2 separate regions of the Homo sapiens genome follow, and region 1 is linked to region 2. A link is a contact called in ENCODE Hi-C or POLR2A ChIA-PET data. All regions are on one chromosome and are shown on one strand. The core of a region is the stretch at or near the end of the contact, and the rest is flanking DNA. Distances in the headings are between cores, read along the strand shown.

Region 1 (6,007 bases), core at 1,129-3,628, 150 kb before region 2:
TTTCCCCTTGGACATTAATTTTTTCAATGTACAGACATACGTGATTATAACACATATACAGAACTAGAGGTTATTTAGCCTAGAGAAGTGAACCAATGTAGCAGTCTAGATGAGGGATATTGGGGGCCTGGTTTAGGTGAATGGCTACAGAGATAAAGCATAGGGACAGGAGACAAAGATATTTCTGAGATAGAATCAACAAACTTTGGTGTGGTGGTTTCAAAGATAGTTTTTTAGCTCTGGCTCCTGAAAGGAGGCAGATGGAACATAGGAGGAAGAGCATATTTGCTGGGGAAGATGTTTGGTTTTGGACATGCTGAGTTTGAGATTTGAATAGGACATCCAGATGGAAATATGTAATAGGCAGTTGAGGTATATAGCAAGGACTTGAGAGAGTAATTTGAGGGTAATCTGCTTGGGATGTGAATGAGAGCACCGAATAGTCAAATATGGTGCGTAAGTGAGCTAATTTTTTACTTATATATCTGACCCCTTAGTATATATCATAGCCTTTCAAGGGCAGGAATAGAGTCTCCATCCTTACTTCCCAGCACAGTACAAAATAGTAGGTATTTGTGGAATGAGTTTACTGAAACAAAAGAGAGAGGTCATTAATTTGGTCACTGTAGAATGAACTTTAGGAGGTCATCTTTATCATTTATTGCCCCTTTTCTCTTCAGTTGTGATTTCAGTTCCTAAAGAAAAATAAGAGACCGTGGCTGGGTACAGTGGCTCACACCTGTAATCCCAGCACTTTGAGAGGCCAAGGTGGGAGGACCACTTGAGGCCCAGGAATTTGAGACCAGACTGGGCAGCAAAGAGACCCTGTCCCTACAAAAAAAAAGTTTTTTTTAATTGGCTGGGCATGGTGATGCACTTCTCCAGTCCTAGCTACTCAGGAGGCTGAGGTGGGTGGGAGAGAGGATCACTTGAGCCTAGGAGTTTGAGGTTATAGTGAGCTGTGATTGAACCACTGAACTCTAGCCGGGTTCAAGCAATTCTCCAGCCTCAGCCTCCCAAGTAGCTGGGACTAGAGGCATGCGCCACCACGCCCGGCTACTTTCTGTATTTTTAGTAGAGACAGGGTTTCACCATGTTGGCCAGGCTGGTCTGAACTCCTGACCTCAAGTGATACACCTGCCTCGGCCTCCCAAAGTGCTGGGATTACAGGCGTGAGCCACCTTGCCTAGTCCAGTTTTTTAAATGCAAGATTAGGTTGAAAGGATTACAGCCATCCTGTTATTTGGATGGCTGTAATCCTTTCAACCTAATCTTGCATTAAAAAAAAAAAAAAAAAAAAAAAAAAGCCGGGCGCAGTGGCTCCCAGCACTTTGGGAGGCCGAGGCGGGCAGGTCACGAGGTCAGGAGCTCGAGACCATCCTGGCTAACACGGTGAAACCCCGTCTCTACTAAAAATACAAAAAAAAAAAAAAAAAAAAAATTAGCCGGGCATGGTGGCGGGTGCCTGTAGTCCCAGCTACTTGGGAGGCTGAGGCAGGAGAATGGCGTGAACCTGGGAGGTGGAGCTTGCAGTGAGCCAAGATCGTGCCACTGCACTCTAGCCTGGGCTGACAGAGTGAGACTGTCTCAAAAAAAAAAAAAAAGCAAAAAAAAAAAAAAAAAAAAAACCACAAAGGCTGGATGCGAGGTGGCTTTTGCCTGTAATCCCAGCACTTGGGGAGGCCAAGGCAGGCGGATCACTTGAGGTCAAGAGTTCGAGACCAGCCTGGCCAAAATGGTGAAACCCCATCTCTACTAAAAACAGGAAAATTAACCGAGCCTGGTGGCGCACAGTTGTAATCCCAGCTACTCAGGAGCCTGAGGTGAAAGGATCCACTTGAATCTGGGAGGTGAAGGTTGCAGTGAGCCGAGATTTCACCACCGCACCCCAACCTGGGTGACAGAGTGAGACTTGATTAAAAAAACAAAAAGAAAGAAAGAAAATGCCTGGCTAGCCACAGTGGTTCATGCCTGTAGTCCCAGCTACTTGGGAGGCTGAAGTGGGAGGATCACCAGCAGTGATAGAATGAGACTCTATCTCAATTTAAAAAAAAAGTGATAATGAAGAAGATTGATTATTCCAGCCATTCTTCACATACCCAGAGTATGCTTATAGTGGGTATAAGAGATCTCACTACTTAATTTGAACCAACACATGAGGGGGTAAAGATTTAGGAATATAAAAAGTATAAATTAGTATAGAGCAAACTGGAAGTTCCTCAAGAGTATTGAATCTTTGAAATTGTGTAGCTTACAGAAGTCCTGGTGGAATGTCTGTCAGAAGCTATTAGATTGGTGGCAAGAGCGTTCTAAGTGGACAGGTGGATTGTGGAAAGACTAACCCCATCTGTATGCACTCTGTCCTTCTCTTTGCATACTTTAGTTAGCAGTTGGTTAATTTGCATGTGTGGTTTCAGCCATCATGTTGTATTGACTCATTCTGAAAGCTCTGTGAGGATAGGCCACATGTCTGCCCGCCCCCACTGCATCTAGCACTTTATGTGTGATAATCTATTGAAAAATATTTGTCAAATGAATAAAATGGTGAATGTATTCAGCAGACATTTAGTGAGACTTGAGAATGTCCTGTGGGGGTGGAAGTGGGTAGAGGAGTGGTAGGCCTATAAGGATTGATGAGACATAATGTCTGACTTTAAGGAACATAAATCTGGCACTAAATATAAATTTTTGAAACTCCTTAATTCTTAGATTAGCCAATGCAGACAGTAAGTAACTTACTGACCTAAACCAGAATTTTTTTGTAACATAGATTTTAATAAATTTCTTTGTTTTTTGTTTTTTGGTTTTTTTTTTTGAGACAGTCTTGCTGTGTCGCCAGGCTGGAGTGCAGTGGCGCAATCTTGGCTCACTGCAACCTCCGCCTCCCAGGTTCAAGCGATTTTCCTGCCTCAGCCTCCTGAGCAGCTGGGACTACAAGCGCGCGCCACCACGCCCATCTCTAATATTTGTATTTTTAGAGACGGGGTTTCACCCATGTTGGCCAGGATGGTCTCGATCTCTTGACTTTGTGATCCGTCCGCCTCGGCCTCCCAAAGTGCTGGGATTACAGGCGTGAGCCACAGCACCTGGCTGATTTTAATAAATTAGGTGAAATCTTAGTTATGTAACAGACACCCATTCTGCATTCTTTCTCTACTAATTCAGCTGGGAAGCAGGATTGCTTAGGGGTCAGTTTTATAATGTTACTCAGTTTTTTTATTTTATTAAAATTAGGGATTTGATTAAGTGGTGACATGTTGCTTTTCTGAAATTACAGAAGGGCATTTATCTAAAGTGACTGTGACCAAGTAGCAAGATACTTAATTGAGTAGGTCGGTATACTAAAAATAGCTCAACTGACTGTAATGATTCAGGTATGCAAAGATCAGATAATGCAATATATTAGTTAAGGGAACTTTTACTGTATATGGTATAATGGTCTATGGTATATTTCCTTGTAAGTTGTTTCTCTCTCTCTCTTTTTTTAAATGTTAAAGTAATCAAGATGATGCTAACAGTCAGTTACCAGAACTCATACAGGGACCATTTGTGTGGAAACTAAAGCTGCAGAAAATCCAGCAGAATCCTGCGCTACTATTGTAGTTATTTGTAGTTGTTTAGGCAGAAAAATCAAAGACAGGAAGTTAGGAATGTTTGAAGACATTATTCTAGGGTAATGAATTCAGATAAGATGTATTTCACTCATGTTAAAGCTATCCTCTGAAAATAAGACTTGCCTATAGAAGTATCCCCAACCAAAAGCCTATTAGGAACTCCCTAGCCCAGTCAGACAGAATGTGTATTCCAGGGAGAAGGCTGTATCCTGCTTATGTTAGACTGTACTACATACTTCACGTCTTAACTAGATATACCAATTAAGAATAGGCAAAACCTAATCAGTTGTCAGAAGGAAGATATATATGAACAAGAGAGAAAACAACTCCATGGAACTCAGAAGGAGAGTCCCCAAACATGAATTTGGCAGTGATTTTTCAACACTGTCCAGGGAGAACATAAGCCAGCTTTCCACCATCATTTGGACAAATTTTTAGTGATAGGACACATATAATTTATCAGGCTTTATTGTGGTTTCATTTTCTTTTGGTTTAGATTCAATACTCACCAGATAACTTCTCAGATGCCACAGTATGAGGAATAGGGTACCCTGTGTGGTAAGAGGACTATTCCCCCCATTGTAACCAAATAAACTGGCATTTGGCCTATATGGTAATTTTCTTCATAAACTTTATAAAAAATAAATATATATTTTGTTGAGGATACAGGGCTAGTGAAAAATAAAAATATCAATATAACATTAACCTTTTAGAAATTAGTTAGCATAAATTAACCCTTGGAAGCCTAATCAATTCCATGTGTCCAGAAAAAAAAAAAAGGATTTTATGGTGCTGTAGAACTGAGAGTCATATTCAGGAATAATTCATCTCTTGTTGTAGAAGGCAGGGATCATAGTCTTATTCTTATGTACCCAGTGCTTGGCACATGGTTGAAAACTCATTATTGAATTATAGAGATGGCAACTCCAGACCTATAGTGAGAACAACTAGACATTTTATGGCTCTACTCTTAGAATTATTCTGACATCAAAAGAGTAGTTCTGCCATTTCTTTAACTCAGCAGAAATCATTCATTAAGTGATGAAAATAGAAGCTTCTAAACAAACCAGAGCCTTAAAAGGCAAATAAAAGGTATATGCATCTGTTAGAAAAAAAATGGGAGAGCTATGTGGTGTGTTTGAGGACAAAGACAATCTGTTTCATTATTTTTATTTGTAAATAATTTTTAATTTTATTTTGTAGACCTTATTGCAATATGCAAGCAACAAGAATGCATCAGAACATATTGTGTATCTTCTGGAGGTATATCGACTTGCCATCCAAAGCTTTGCCAGTGCACGTCCATACTTAACTACTGAATGTGAAGATGTCCTCTTAGTGCTTGGCAGATTAGTACTGTAAGTTTGAGAACTTAAATCACTCTTAAAATTGAGTACCATTGGTCGTGTTGTTTGCCTGGTTTCTCTTTACAGTGGCATCACATTTATTCTTCAGAGCACCATTAGAGTCATACCATTGAATGAAATTTCCTTCCTACTCACGTTCCCAGGAGATATAGTCCAAGTGAAGCTCCAGCCAAGCAACATCATCTTTAACTTGCCTCTAGAGTCTCTTTTCCTATTCAGGCTTGGAATCTGAGAATGATATATTTCTATCCCTTAGGTATAGATTGATTTAAATGACAGAATACCTGGAAACTGGTAGTCCTTGAAGAACATCTTGGCAAAAACAACATGAAATTCTGCAATTTGATTATATTTGAACTAAGAATAATTTTATTAGCAAAAAATATCAGGGTACAGTATAAGATTACCATCCTAAGAAAGAGATCATGATTTAGCGCGGGCATGGTGGCGCACGCCTGTAATCCCAGCACTTTGGGAAGAGGCTGAGGCACGAGAATCGCTTGAACCTGGGAGGTGGAGGTTGCAGTGAGCCAAGATGGCGCCACTGCACTCCAGCCTGGGTGGTGGAGTGGAGACTGTCTCAACAACAAAAAAAAAAGAACGTGATTTAGCTGTTATTTTAATATTTAGCTGCATAGTAGCAGACAAAATTACACCTTTATTGTAATTTTCATCTGCAAATTGAAAAGATACAACAGCCAATCAGTTTTAGCTGGGCATCACCTTGTTCAACTTACAGATTGTTTAGTGAGATGACTTCTAGTCTAGATGGTTTATTTTATTTTTTTTCTAGCCTCACCTGTTTTCCTTCCTATTTTCCAGTGGCCCTTTATGGAAGACCAGCATTCCTGGTTTTATGATCATATTTTTCCTTCTACCAAGTCCTAGTTTCTGTTTTACCTATTGTAATCCCTAAGGGGTAAAGGATTATTCTGTAGGGTTTTAGAGAGATGTTGATTCATTGGTATTTTGAGTTGCTCATTATTCAAGTTGTAGTGCATTTCTTTTTTCAAAAAAATCTTCCTG
Region 2 (5,641 bases), core at 901-3,400:
CAGGATGATCTGGATCCTCTGACCTCGTGATCTGCCTGCCTCGGCCTCCCAAAGTGCTGGGATTACAAGTGTGAACCTCACCCAGCCTATCTTCAGAACTTCTATCAGATTATTTTGAAGGTGTGTGAACATATTTTTATTTGTTTGTTAAACCTTGAAGGTGGATTGGATTTGAGAAATAGCTACTAGTTGTTCAAGACCAAGTTGGGTGAAAGATAATGGGTCAGAAATTATAATCTGGTAGTCCTCAATTTTCTTTGATTTGCTTATAATGTTTTTTGAGATGGAGTCTCACTCTGTTGCCCAGGCTGGAGTGCAGTGGTGTGATCTCGGCTCACTGCAACCTCTGCCTCCTGGGTTCAAGCAATTCTCCTGCCACAGCCTCCAGAGTAGCTGGAATTACAGGCACCCGCCACCATGCCTGGCTAATTTTTTTGTATTTTTCATAGAGACAGGGTTTCACCATGTTGGCCAGGCTGGTCTCGAACTCCTGAACTCAGGTGATCCTCCCGCCTCAGCCTCCCAAAGTTTTGGGATTACAGGCGTGAGCCACCACGCCCAGCAGTGACTGTTAATTTTGTGTACTGATTTTACGTGTCATCTTGACTGGACTAAGGGATATTAGCTGGTAGAACATTATTTCTGGGTGTGCCTTTGAGGGTGTTTCTGGAAGAGTTAACGTTTGAATCAGTAGACTGAGAGCAAAGAAGATCCACCTTCATCTATGTGAGTGGGCAGCATCCAGTCCATTGAGGGCTTGAATAAAAAGGCAGAGGAAGGGTGAATTCTCTCTGTCCTTGAGCTGGGACATCTATTTTCTCCTCCCCTTGGACATCGGAGCTCCTGGTTCTTGAACCGGTTTCCCTCCCCAACCCCACTCTCAGGCCTTCCACTGGGGACTAAATTACGCTACCGGCTTTCCTGGTTCTCAGCTTGCAGACAGTTTATCATTGGACTTCTTGGCCTTTGTAATCGCATGAGCCAACGCCCGTAATAAATTTCCTCTTACGTTATCTATATATATCCTATTGGTTCTGTTTCTCTGGAGAATCCTGACAAATACAACAATAATGCTTATCATTTAAATATTTATATTATCATAATTATTGTGTTTATAACAATATTTATTAAGCACTTGCTATATGACAGATATTGTATCAGTGTGGTACATGCATTTTGTCTTTAACTCCTCACAACCGCTCAACGAGGTAGGTCCCTTGATTATCCTCATTTTATTTATTTATTTATTTTTAATAGAGAAGAGGTCTCACTATGTTGTCCAGGCTGGTCTTGAACTCCTGGGCTCAAGCGATCCTCCCACCTTGGCCTCCCAAAGTGCTGGGATTACAGGCGTGAGCCACTGTGCTGGGCCTATCCTCATTTTATTTACAAGAAGACTGAAGCTTAGAGGTGTGAAGTGATTTCCCCAAGGACACACACCTGTTTTCCCACAGTTTCTAGCTCTGGATAGGTCTCAGTAACATACATTTTCCCCACTTTCCACTACAGCCACAGCATAGGGTTGTGCATTTTAGGATCTGCACAAAAAGGGAGGACAGAGGAGTGGGGCTGAGACCCAGCCTGGAGATGTTTGCCGCAATATTTTATTTTGCTGGTTCTAGCTTTCTTAGAGAACTCTTAGGATCTTCTGTTTGACTTGAGCCCTGGGCTGCTCCAGTTTACACTCCTCAGATCTCTAAATTTATTTATTTATTTATTTATTTTTTGAGACCAGCTCTGACTGTTGCCCAGGCTGGGGTGCAGTGGCGCCATCTCGACTCAGTGCAACCTCTGCCTCGTGGGTTCAAACCTCAGCTCCTGCCTCAGCCTCCTGAGCAGCTGGGATTATAGATGTGCACCACCACGCCCGGCTAATTTTTGTATTTTTAGTAGAGACGGGGTTTCACCCTGTTGGCCAGGCTGATCTCGAACTCCAGGCCTCATGTGATCCACCTGCCTCTGCCTCCCAAAGTGTTGGGATTACCGGCGTGAGCCACGACGCCCGGCCAAATCTCTAATTTCTAACCTTCCAATCTTCCAGTCGTTTCTTCCCACCTCCGATAGGAAGGAGAGGTGGGCTGCAGGGCAGGAAGAAAAGGCCCAGCTCCCTTCCCCACCAGTTGCTCCTTTAGACCGACTCCAGGTGAGCAGTAAATCAGGCTGGCTGGTGCTCTGGCGGCACCTAGTGGTCCTCTGCGGCAGCACACCATGATGACAGCTTGACAAGACGAATTAAAAGCCCCTTTCTCCAGGAGCTGCTAGCGAGATGAAACGGGCATAGAGGCAGATAAAGCACTGTGGGAACCCAGCGAGGGAGCAGTCGTGGTTTCTGGGGAGTTAGAACTTAGAATTTGGATTCAGCTAGACTTGGATCCTGGTTCTACCACATACTGACTGTGACCTTGGGCAAGTCATTTCATCTCTTTAAGCCTCAGTTTCCTCATTTGTGAGATGGGGAGAATAGTGTCTCTTGATGACCATGAAGTACTTAGCACAGTGCCCAGAACGCTTTGGATATTTGTTTTCGGCAGAAGGGAACTTCGTTTTGTTTGTTTGAGATGTAGTTTCGCTCTTTCGCCCAGGCTGGAGTGCAGTGTCGCAATGTCTGCTCACTGCAACCTCTGCCTTCCGGTTTCAAGCGATTCTTCTGCCTCAGCCTCCCAAGTAGCTGGGAATACAGGCGCCCGCCACCACACCCGGTTAATTGGCAGAAGGAACTTTGTAAGAAAGGCAGGGAGTGGGATGAATGTTCAGAAAACAGAGTAGGTGACAGATGATCCCCCTTCCCTGCTAGAGAAGAGCAAACACAGCTGGTCAGTCCCGTGGAGCAAGTTGGGGCAGGGGCTGAGTCTCTTAATTACAGCACAGTGAGACGACCTAGAACCCCTTCCTGGAAACAGCTGCCCATTCTGGGCTGAGCCAGAGTGCTAAACAGGTTTGCTCACCTGGCCTCTGGCTGCCCTCTTATGCCTGGCAGAAAATACCAACCATCAGCTTCCCACAGGTGCTTCTCTCTCCAGCTAGAACAGAGCAACTCCAAACTCCTCAGAATTGCCAATCCTGACCCTGGTTTCATCTGACCTCCCACTTGTTCCATCTGATTCCTTCCCAGTGCTGGTCCAACACTGATAAGCTTTAGTGTCCGCTTACATGAACTACACTCTCCTGGCTTTCCTCCTACCTCTCCAGCTGTTCTTTCTCAGGCCCCTTGCAGATTTCTTTTCTCTGCACACCCTTACTTAGCACTCTACAAGGTCCTGTCCTATCTTCTTATTCTTTATACTCTTCCTGGGCCATCTTATCCATCGGGTTGACTTTAACTGCTGCCTATATGTTTTCCTGAGTCTCAGACCTGCTTATCCAACTGCTTCTCAGATGTTCCACAGGCACCACCAAACTGACATGTCCCAAATGAAATTATCTTCTTGCCCACAAACCTGTTCCTCTTCCTGTGTGGCCTACACAGCCAGTGGTCCCACCCTCTGCCCTATTGCATAAGCCAAAACTATGGATGTCATCCTGGAGAAGAGACTTCCCTCTCTCCTCCCCGAGAAATATTATCGCCTTGTCCCAGTGACTATACCTCATAGGTGTTTAATCCATCCACCTCTCTCCATCCCCACTGCACCTACCTTATTCAGCATACCATCCTCTTTTGCTTGGGGGTATTGCAACTGCCTCTTATTTTAACTCCTTGCTTCCAGTTTTGCTCCATTGTTTTTCCTCTGTGTTCCTTTCTGGAGGCTCAAGGAGATAACTCATTGCCCAGCCTTTCCCACCTTCTAGAGGCTTCCCACATTTCTTGGTTTCCCCTTCCTCCATCTTCAAAACCAACAAAGTTACATCTTACTGACCATACTATAGTAAAATCTCCCTGTGCTTCTCTCTTCTGTCTTCCCCTTCCACTTTTTTTTTTTTTTTTGATGGAGTTTCACTCTTGTTGCCCAGGCTGAAGTACAATGGTGTGATCTCGCCTCACTGCAACCTCCGCCTCCCAGGTTCAAGTGATTCCCCTGCCTCAGCCTCCTGAGTAGCTGGGATTACAGGTGCTTGCCACCACGTCTGGATAATTTTGTATTTTTAGTAGAGACGGGGTTTCACCGTGTTGGCCAAGCTGGTCTTGAACTCCTGACCTCAAGTGATCTGCCTGCGTCAGCCTCCCAAAGTGCTGGGACTACAGGCATGAGCCACCACGCCCGGCCCCCTTTCCACTTTTAAGGACCTTGTGATTATATTGGGCCTATTAGGTAATGTAGGATAATCTCCCTGTCTCATAATCCTTAATTTAATCAATTCTTCAAAGTCCCTTTTTGCCATGTAATGTAACAGATTCACAGGTTCTGGAGGCATCTTTGGTAGATCATTATTCTGCCTACCACAGACCATTCTCTGGCCCCAGTATTCATACCTGTCTCACGAACAAAATGCATTCACCTTATTCCAAGGTCCCTAAAAATCTCAGCCCATTAAAGTATCAACTCAAAGTTCAAAGTCTCATTTAAATCTCATTAGCTCAAGAGTTTCAGATTTATCATGGATATTATCTAAATTAGGTTTTGGATGAGACTCAGCATAATCTATCCTGGGGCAAAGTTTCTCTCCACCTGTGGACGTGTGAAACTAGAAAATAAGCTTCTGCTTCCAAAATACGATACTGGGTCTAGCATAGGATAACACTAATAGACATTCCCATGTAAAAAGAGAGAAAGGAAGAAATAGAGGAGTCACTAGTCCCAAGCAATTTCAAAATTAAGTTAGACAAACTCCATTAGGTTTCAAAGCCTGGAAATAATACTTTGCAGCTCAAAGCTCTGCCCTCTGGGATCACAGCTCTGTCCTCTTAGTCATTCTTCCTTTTTCATGAAAGGTTCAGCACATGGCTGCAGCTGGGTGGTTTTATCAACTTGTTTCCTGCCTGTAGAATTTGGGGGATCTTATAGCCTTCTTTCATTTCATACCCTCTCTATCCTGTACAGTCCAAGCTCAAGTGTTTCTGCTGGTATAAAATTCTCAAGAACCCCGTGGATCTCTCATGTATGTCACTCCATTAGACAAAATGCTCCTTTGCAGATCTTCGCTTGATAAGCCCGTTTCTATTTCTGTCTTCTGTTGAGGTAGCTGAGGGGATATATGAGTCTCACACTTAATCTCTTCAAAAAACCTCTTATGTGACAGAATACTCTGAACTTTTTTTTTTTTTTGACAGTGTCTTGCTCTATTGCCCAGGCTGGAATTCAGTGGTGCAACCACAGTTCACTGCAGCCTTGACTCTCCAGGCTCAAACAATCCTCCCACCTCAGTCTCCCAAATAGCTGAGACTACAGGCAAGCACCACCTACCCAGCTAATTTTTGTTGTTGTTGTTGTTGTTGTTGTTGTTATCTGTAGAAATGAGGTCTCCCTATGTTTCCTCAAGCTGACCTTGAGCTCCTGGGCTCCAGCGATCCTCCCTTCTCAACCTCCTAAAGTGCTGGGATTACAGGCCTGATACTCTGACCTTTTGATCTTTCTGAGGTATTAGCAAAAGGTTGTCCAGCCACGTTCTTGGCTTTTTCTCTAAAGCACACTTTCCTGACAGTGAATTTCATCATTTTAACGTCTTTTGCATCTGAATAGGCTGAGAATTCCCCCAATCATCAAGT

What was found. Hi-C counts contacts between places; a loop is a spot of excess contacts on that map. ChIA-PET counts read pairs that join two places held with the same protein, here RNA polymerase II (POLR2A). Pooled maps may share reads with other maps.
Region 1: a pooled map shows a loop between it and region 2 (2.8-fold over the local background). The contact joins two enhancer-like sites. A Hi-C loop is called at or near these places in 5 of 50 pooled maps. POLR2A ChIA-PET finds 5 or more read pairs at or near these places in 11 of 52 experiments (B cell, HEK293, IMR-90 and 8 more).

What each region holds. Positions count from the first base shown.
Region 1 is chr1:40,184,238-40,190,244 of GRCh38, forward strand. It overlaps RLF (RLF zinc finger), which reads left to right. Exons shown (of 8, transcript NM_012421.4): 2 at 4,818-4,972. Among named protein-coding and RNA genes, the nearest start is that of RLF, 26 kb to the left of the region's middle. RefSeq lists a silencer at 2,309-2,498. Within about 2 kb of position 2,379, at least 2 of the 41 ENCODE cell types and tissues checked have a DNase peak (open chromatin) inside an H3K27ac peak, as active enhancers do.
Region 2 is chr1:40,336,706-40,342,346 of GRCh38, forward strand. No RefSeq gene overlaps it. Among named protein-coding and RNA genes, the nearest start is that of COL9A2, 22 kb to the left of the region's middle. Within about 2 kb of position 2,151, at least 6 of the 41 ENCODE cell types and tissues checked have a DNase peak (open chromatin) inside an H3K27ac peak, as active enhancers do.